2 separate regions of the Homo sapiens genome follow, and region 2 is linked to region 1. A link is a contact called in ENCODE Hi-C or POLR2A ChIA-PET data. All regions are on one chromosome and are shown on one strand. Each heading gives the region's core, a stretch centred on a gene start or an enhancer-like site at or near the end of the contact. The rest is flanking DNA. Distances are from core to core; before and after follow the strand shown. Region 1 overlaps XYLT1 (xylosyltransferase 1). Region 2 holds the start of SMG1 (SMG1 nonsense mediated mRNA decay associated PI3K related kinase).

What was found. Hi-C counts contacts between places; a loop is a spot of excess contacts on that map. ChIA-PET counts read pairs that join two places held with the same protein, here RNA polymerase II (POLR2A). Pooled maps may share reads with other maps.
Region 2: a map of CD8-positive, alpha-beta T cell shows a loop between it and region 1 (6-fold over the local background). The contact joins the promoter of SMG1 here to the enhancer-like site in region 1. A Hi-C loop is called at or near these places in 1 of 168 maps with a recorded cell type or tissue (CD8-positive, alpha-beta T cell) and 5 of 50 pooled maps. POLR2A ChIA-PET finds 5 or more read pairs at or near these places in 1 of 52 experiments (OCI-LY7).

Annotation. Positions count from the first base shown.
Region 1 is chr16:17,365,954-17,370,075 of GRCh38, reverse strand. The region is part of intron 1 of XYLT1 (xylosyltransferase 1); the gene reads left to right. Among named protein-coding and RNA genes, the nearest start is that of XYLT1, 100 kb to the left of the region's middle. RefSeq lists an enhancer at 401-490. Within about 2 kb of position 1,980, at least 23 of the 41 ENCODE cell types and tissues checked have a DNase peak (open chromatin) inside an H3K27ac peak, as active enhancers do; they include CD8-positive, alpha-beta T cell and OCI-LY7, where a contact is called at or near this core.
Region 2 is chr16:18,924,696-18,928,817 of GRCh38, reverse strand. SMG1 (SMG1 nonsense mediated mRNA decay associated PI3K related kinase) reads left to right here and starts at 2,410. Exons shown (of 63, transcript NM_015092.5): 1 at 2,410-2,868. The coding sequence starts at 2,777. SMG1-DT (SMG1 divergent transcript) reads right to left here and starts at 2,631. Exons shown (of 2, transcript XR_001752094.2): 1 at 2,544-2,631. RefSeq lists enhancers at 1,317-1,930, 1,931-2,543 and silencers at 2,229-2,568, 2,599-3,188.

The sequences.
Region 1 (4,122 bases), core at 731-3,230:
CTCCTGTTGTTCCCTTCCCCCACAGCTGGGGCTTTGTAAGGGTCTCGCAGGATGTTCTATCCCAGGCCATACTTTCTTCCCATCTTCCTGTCTCTGAGGCTGCCCCGAACAGAAGGAGAGCTGGGCTTGGAGCCCCTTTGCACGTTTTTGGCTCCTCGGGCCAACTCTGTTGTCGTGGGTGATGAGAGCACTTCCTTCCGAGAGAGCTAGGAGAAAAACAGCCAGGCTGTTCACAGGCAGCTGCCCAAGGCGGCTGTGCAGGAAGAGAAAACAGTGGGTGCTAAGAACCTCTTCCTGTTCTGCCTTCTGCACGGGCACCTCCCTTCTGGGTCACGGCCCTGAAAAGTCAAGACTGTTGAGCTAGAGGAAGATGGTCCTGTGTGTATTAACCTCAGTGCTCAACTTCCTGATGGATTATTTGAGTTTTTCTGTTTCTGCTGTGAAGTCACGGGATCCCGAATTTTTCTTCTTGAGGTTGGCGGGTGAGGGTTGGAGTCATGTTCATGGGGTAACATGGTACCTTCCTTTGTGGGGGAGGGGTAAGGTATGGTGGTGAACAGATAGGAAGGTCATAAACTTAGATGCTTTCAGGGCTCAGCCCAGGTGGGCAGGGTGGGGTTGTGGCAAACAGAAGGGGATGTGCCTGCCTTAAGTGGACCTGCCTACCCAGTGGGTCAGATCTTTCCACATTTCACGAAAAGCCACAAATCAGAATATCATGATTTCACCCTAAATTTTAAATGCTGGCACCTAATTTTAAAAAAAGTATTGTTCAAAAATTAGCCAGGCTTAGTAGCATGTGCCTGTAATCCCAGCTCCTCAGGAGTCTGAGGCAGGAGAATCGCTTGAACCCGGGAGGTGGAGGTTGCAGTGAGCCGAGATCACGCCACTGCACTCTAGCTTGCGTGACAAGCAAAACTCCATCTAAAAAAAAAAAAAAAAAAAGAAGTATTTTTGTGCACCATGCAGATCACACCATACCACATCCAAGCATTTTGGTTACCTTTTTTTCTTTTTTTTTTTAAACCTCTCTGAAGATATTAAGGTTAAATGGGCCTGGCTCTGTGGCTTTCAACCAAGTCTTTGAAACTCTCTGAGCCTCAGTTTCCTCCTATATAAATTAGGAACAGTACTACAGGGTATTCATAATCCAGGAACAAGGAAATACTTAATGTCATCAAGAGAAAAAGCAAACTGGGCACACTGACTCTTGCCTGCAATTCCAGCAATTCGGGAGGCCAAGGCAGTAGGATCACTTGAGACCAGGAGTTCAAGACCAGCCTGGGCAACATAGGAAGACCCCATCTCTACAAAAAATGAAATATTAGCCAGGCGTGGTGGCACAGGCCTGTAGTCCCAGCTACTTGGGAGGGTGAGGTGGAAGGATTGCTTGAGCCCAGAAGTTCAAGGCTGTGGTGAGCCATGATTACATCACTGCACTCCAATCTGGGCAGCAGAGCAAGACCCTGTCGTTTTTTTTTTTTAAAGTAAAAACCAAAAAAAAAAAAAAAATCTATCTATCCAGTCTTTATGGCCTTCTGGGAACAGCCACTTCATGAGGATAGAATGTGGGTTTATTGAAGTAATGCTCATAAATGGTGAATTATGGTATCTCATAAGGACTTAACCAATGATAGCGGTCTACTGGGCGCTGTCATCAAGGCTGTCATCTTCATTGTCACTATCGTTTCATTAAGAAATATTAGAGGAGGTTGAGGGGACAGGCTGCAGGCAGAGTCCCTCCCCTGCTGAAGCTTTCTGACTCCATCCTGACTCTAAATGTAGAAGGCCCATCCGTCCCCTGCAGGGCCACCTTCCAGCCAGGTGTTCTCATCGTCTCTCTTCTGTCCTAGGAAGGCAGCTCTACATCCCGAGCTGTAGCCTGGGACTGCAAAGCTCTCCACTCCCCACCTCCTGGGATCGTTTTTTCCGCCCCCCGTGGTTTGTGTCGGCAGTTCTGTGTGTGGCCTCTTGGAGTCATTCCAGACGCGAAGCACTGCTGAATCACAGTTTTCCTGTATCTTCGACAATAGATGTCCTGGTCAGAGGCTCTTGTGAAGGAGCAAAAGAGGAGGAAGTGAAGAAAAGCAGGGAGGGATGTGCATAGAAATTTATTTTGGCAAAATGGGATGAACTCCAGATTTGGTATCAAAAAACTGACATTCTACACTGAATTTTAATCCAAACTGTGTGTGGCCCTTAGGAAATAGGCCTTTCCTCCTGGATCTCCCATGCCTCACCAAACAGTGATGGGTTTGATTCAGGTCAGGGACGGACATCTAGGGAAACTGGAATCTATTAATAATATCTGCTCCTCGGGCCGTATTGAGAATTTGAGGCCAGGTGGACTGCTTAGTAACAGCTGCCTCGGGCAACTTATTGTGAATTCGCTGCATAACTGGTCTGCACCTCTAAGTGCTTTTCTTGAACTCACGATTTTGGATTCTGGAGCTCAAATATGAACTATTTTCCTGTGGAACAGAGATCTCACCCAGCAGTCCCAGAAGTCACATAGTATCATTGGAACTCCAGACAATGTCTGTGGGACACTTGGCAGTATTGGTTCCAGTTGGGCCACCTGCCATCTTGGTGACCACAGCAAGTGGGTGCAAAATTGATAGGTGCTGCGGCCTGTGCCTGGGAAAAGCTAATTATCGGGATGAATTATAGATGTGGCGTGTGTTCCCAGCTCCAGGAGGATGTGTGTTCAAACACAGCCTGGGTGGCCACCTTTAGAAAGATTTGCGGCATGGTGGGATTTAGCCAGCACTTCCTGTCTGGGCCATGTCGGGTAACGGCTGCCTTCTTGGCACGTGGCAGGTCTTGTTTATGGTCTGAGATGCCTCTGAGCTGTGAAAAGCAAAACACTGTAAAGTGTCGCCAATTGTCTTCTAAGAGGAACTAACATTGGTGGCCCACCCACTCTGTCAGGACTGAGCCGGGCTCTGGTAGAACATCTCAGTCAGTGCTCCACAATGAGTGTGAGAGGATCATGGTGATGATTATTACCATTAACCACTGGAAAAAGCAAAGTAGTCGACCTGAAGACTCGCAGCAAGGAAATGAGAACATCTAGTATGAGGAGCATCTGATCCAATTCAGTGCTCCTTATGGCTTCTTAGTGCCAGATGCTGATAGAACCAGGAACTGTGGTTTAATGATTCCAGTTCAAGATGTGGTTGTACCACTGGGAAGCAGGGTAGCTTAGTGGTCCAAAAGGATGCCCTGTTTCAAATCCTGGCTTCACCACCCACTAATGAATGAGTTTGAAAAAATTACTTCTCCTTTGAGCCTCAATTACACCATCTGTAAAATGGGGCTTTTGGTGCCTGCCTCCTGGAGTTCTTGTAAGGTTGGTTTGTTTGTTTGTTTGTTTGTTTTAAGACACGGTCCCAGTCTGTCACCCAGGCTGGAGTGCAGTGGCACTATCTTGGCTCACTGCAGCCTCTGCCGCCAGGGTTCAAGCTGTTCTCGTGCCTCAGCCTCCTGGGTAGCTGGGACTACAGGTATGCACCAACACGCCCAGCTAAGTTTTATATTTTTAGTAGAGATGGGGTTTCACCATATTGGTCAGGCCAGTCTCGACCTCCTGACCGCAAGTGATCCGTCAGCCTTGGCCTCCACGGATTACAGGCTTGAGCCACAACACCCAGACAGTTGTAAGAATTAAATAAGATAATATTTACAAACCCCTTACAGTAATACCTGGCATTCAGTGTGAGAACAATGTTAGCTGGTATTTTGATTATTGTCAATATTGACTAGCTATGTGACCTTAGGCAATTTGCATTAATATGGGGGTGATAAATTCTGTTGCTTGCAGTAGCCAGGCCAGCTACTCAGTCTGGAGCTGTTTTCTTGCAAGAATACACATCCAGTGTTGCTAAATCTTCTGTTCTTAAAGGAGACGTGAGAAATCTAGATTTGCATGTGAAGTATCCTGGTTTTAAAACATTGGCAATGAATGATTTCAAGTATTTCATCAAGGCTGCAGGCCAAAAAAAAAAAAAAAAAGCAAACCAGCTTGAAGCATCCACAGGCCACCAGTTGGGCATTCTTGTCTTAACACTCTGTAGCTCAAGCCTCTAATCTTTTCAGGTAGGTTTCTTCAAAACCTTGTAA
Region 2 (4,122 bases), core at 1,161-3,660, 1.6 Mb before region 1:
GAGCTGAGATCGCACCATTGCACTCCAGCCTGGGCCACAAGAGTGAAACTGTGTCTGAAAAAAAATTTTAATAATTTTTGTAGAGATGGGGGTCTCACTATGTTGCTCAGGCTGGCCTATAACTCCCAGGCTCAAGGATCTTCCAGTCTCAGCCTCCCATCACTGGAATTACAGGCATGAATCACTTCACCTAAATGATTTTTTTTTTTTTGGAGACAGTCTTGCTCTGTCACCCAGGCTGGAGTTCAGTGGCATGATCTCGGCTCACTGCAACCTCTGGCTCCCGGGTTCAAGCAATCCTCATGCCTCAGCTTCCCCGAATAGCTGGGACTACAGGCGTGCGCCACCATGCCTGGCTAATTTTTGTATTTTTTTGTAGAGATGGGGTTTCACCATGTTTGTCAGGCTGGTCTCCTGACCTCAAATGATCCACCCACCTCGGCCTCCCAAAGTGCTGGGATTACAGGAGTCAGCCATCCATGGTGCCCCTCCTTTTCTTTTTCTTCTCCTCCCTCCCTCCCTCCCTACCCTCCGCAGCCCAGGCTGGAGTGCAGTGGCGGGATCATAGGTCACTGCAGCCTCCACCCGCTGGACTCAAGTCATCCTCCTGCCTCACCCTCCTGAGTTCCTGGGACCACAGGCACGCGCTACCACGCCAGCTAATTTTTGTAATTTTTGTAGTCCCCATCATTTAGAACTGGCAGGATCCTCCCTTAGTGAGGGATTGGTGGCCATAAGCAAGGAGCCCAAGGTGGAGGGGATATGCATGTGTGTGAAGGGGTCAACTCCTCGTAATCTTCAAGTACTTTTGGTAACAATATTTATTTGCACAAGCGATATATAAAGACGTTTTCTTTGCAACATAAAATGATAGGTTATGACTCCTTATGCAGATACGGTTTAGACACTCGTTTAAGGAGCATCCTGGCCCAACTTTTAAAAAACGTGTGTGCATTCACGTTATGCATCAGATGCTTTAGGGAACTTTTTTCCCTGGGGCATGGGACACGTCATGGGGTAGACGGTCGGGTACGTCTCCTCTACCCAGCTGCTGCTTTGTTTTTTTTTTCTTTTTGAGACAGAGTCTTGCTCTGTCGCCCACGCTGGAGTGCAGTGGAGCCATCTCTGCTCACTGTGAGCTCCGCTTCCCGGGTTCACGCCATTCTCCTGCCTCAGCCTCAGGAGTAGCTGGGACTACAGGCACCCGCCACCACGCCCGGCTAATTTTTTGTATTTTTAGTAGAGACGGGGTTTCACCGTGTTAGCCAGGATGGTCTCGATCTCCTGACCTCGTGATCCGCCCGCCTCGGCCTCCCAAAGTGCTGGGATTACAGACGTGATCCACCACGCCCGGCCTTCTCTCTTTCTTTTCTTTTTTCCTTTCCTTTCCTTTCCTTTCCTTCCTTCCTCCCTTCCTTCCTTCCTTTTTCTTCCCTCCCTCCTTTCTCTCTCTCTTTTATTTTTTTGAGACAGAGTTTCACTCTTGTTGTCCAGGCTGGACTGCAATGGTCTGATCTCGGCTCACTGCAACCTCGGCCTGCTGGGTTCAAGCGATTCCCCTGCCTCAGCCTCCCAAGTAGCTGGGATTACAGGCGCCCTCCACCATGCCCGGCTAATTTTTGTATTTTTAGTAGAGGCGGGGTTTCTCCATGTTGGCTAGGCTGGTCGGGAACTCCTCACCTCAGACGATCCGCCCACCTCGGCCTCCGAAAGTGCTGGGATTACAGGCGTGATCCACCGCGCCTAGCCCCCAGCTTCTTTCACCAGCAGAAGGCGGGCAAGCCTCAGGGTGAAAGGACTTCAAAGCACATTTCACATTGCAGAGGACAGGGTTTGGTGATCGTGGGTACTCCCTTCCCTTCCATCGTTTAGTTTTTTTCATTGTGAAGAAATGGTAAAAGGTGCCAGGACTCGATGGGCACATTTCAGGTGGAGGTTGGGAAGGTGGATATCCACCTCTCGATCTTACTATTTTCACTTTCCACCCCACCCCGTAGAAAGTGGGAAAACTGGCGCACGTGAATCCAAGGGCACGCCTGTGTGCGCGCGCACCGCAGGGCACCAGCCCCCACCCACACCGCAGGTCCTTGATTGGACGCCTGTTTACACCTGACTGCCCGGCCCTCCGGTGCTTTCCGGGAAGCGTTTGGGAGAAAAGTGTGTGGCCGCAGTAGTGGAGATCCCCTGTCTTAGGATTCGTCACCGCTACGCCCAGACCTCTTCGCCGCCCAAGGGCCTGGGGACGTGGGGGGCGGGGCGGCCTGCTATCGACCCCGCCTCTCTCGGCTCCGCCCCGCCGACAGGACCCGCCTCTCTCCCCAGGCCCGGCGGGCGCCAACCCCGCCCCTCGCTCCCAGCATGCCGTGCGACAGCGGCGGCGCGGCGGGCGGAGCCGGGAGGCGGGGAAGCAGTGGCCGTGTGAGCGTGAGGAGCTGCCGCCACCGCCTGCTCCTCGTCGTCCTCGTCCTCCGGGGCCCCGGCGACGTGGGCCGCGCACGGCCCTGGAAAAGACGTCGCCTCCCCTTCATCCGCCTCTCTCTCACCGCGCCGCTCCCGCCTCCTCGTCCTGCGCTGCGGGCTCAGGCGGAACCCGGAACGGCCGTCCTCTTCCCCCGCCCTCCGCCGCCTCCTCCTTCTCCTCCTCCTCCTCCTCCTCCTCCTTCTCGGCTTCCTCCTCAGCCCCGGGCCGGAGCGGGGTGTCGGCGGCGGCCGGTTCGGGCGGCGACTCGCGCTTCTTTGGGCGGCGGCGCTTGGCCATGTCGTGTCGGGGAAGGTAATGAGCCGCAGAGCCCCGGGGTCTCGGCTGAGCAGCGGCGGCGGCGGCGGCGGCACCAAGTATCCGCGGAGCTGGAATGACTGGCAACCCAGGTGGGTGACCGGCCCGGGACCCCGCCCCGACCTCCCGGGCTCCGCCTCGGGCGGGCCGAGGCCTAGGGCCGCGGGGCTGGGAGGCGCGGCCTAGGCCCTCCACCCCTCGGAGCCGGGCGCGGCTTCCTGGGTCTCCTCCGCCCCGGCTGGGGGAGGAAGGCCGCGGGGAGGCGAGGCCTAAGTGCCTCCCCTCCCTGCTTGTTCAGCCCGGGGCTGGAGCCGAGACCCGGGGCTCCCGGCGGTGGCACTGGCCTGGGGTCGGGACCAGGAGGTGAGAAAGAGGCGGGGGTGGGGGTGGGGGGCATTCCAGTTACAGCCTCCCCCTGACCCCGAGTTGGGAGATGCTGAGAGTCCAGGACCCTCCCTGTTACTCATTCACTTTCTCGGTTCCCCACTCTTTCAGCCGCCACGTGAGAGCTCTTCTAACCTCTGTTCCTTTCTGTGACCCCCACGTGTTAATATTGAAAAAAACAAAACAAAACTCCAGCTAAGGCATTGCTCTGACTCTAGGCAGAACATTCATTAGTGGAGCATGAGATGAGATTGTGTGACTGTTGATGGGATCGACCCACGCTGGTCTTGGGCGATGGAAGTTTTCCCTAAGTGCAAGGCCGGTTACTCTGGTGAATCGTAATTCATACCTGGACACTTGAGTGAACTCTTTGGGCACCCACTTAGAAGTCTAGAGAATTTCCTCATTTATGGAGGATTTGATCTCAGACCGTTTTGGGGCTTAGTGAGATTTGAATATATTAGGAACATTAACTTTTTAAATAAATGTAGTTTCCTGTCTTTTTGATCAATGGGAGGGCAGCTGTGCCTAATTTAGGACTGATTTATTCTAATCTCTCTTAATAAATGCTTGTATTCAGAGTCTGTTTGGAATTTAACCCAATGCTTAGAACTCCTTAAATATACAGAAATATATTTTAGGGGTAATTGATTCATGGAACTCTCCTACTTTGGAGCACAATTGTTATAATTGTCCAGAAACTGGCCAAATAATGTAGAACGCGCAAGTTGTTGGGAAGCCCTTTTGTTTCCTGATAGTTACATGTAATTCCAGCAGTATTTGGAAATAATTTGCTAAGATGTTAGAATGTAACATTTGAAGACTCGTTAGAAAAATCAATAAAATTATCTTTGGCTAATAGGTGGTACACATCTTAGTCTATTTAATATGCCTTTCCAAATACTGTGTCTGTTGAGAATTGGTGTATATAACTAGATGACTTTAATAATTAGTGCCTGAGT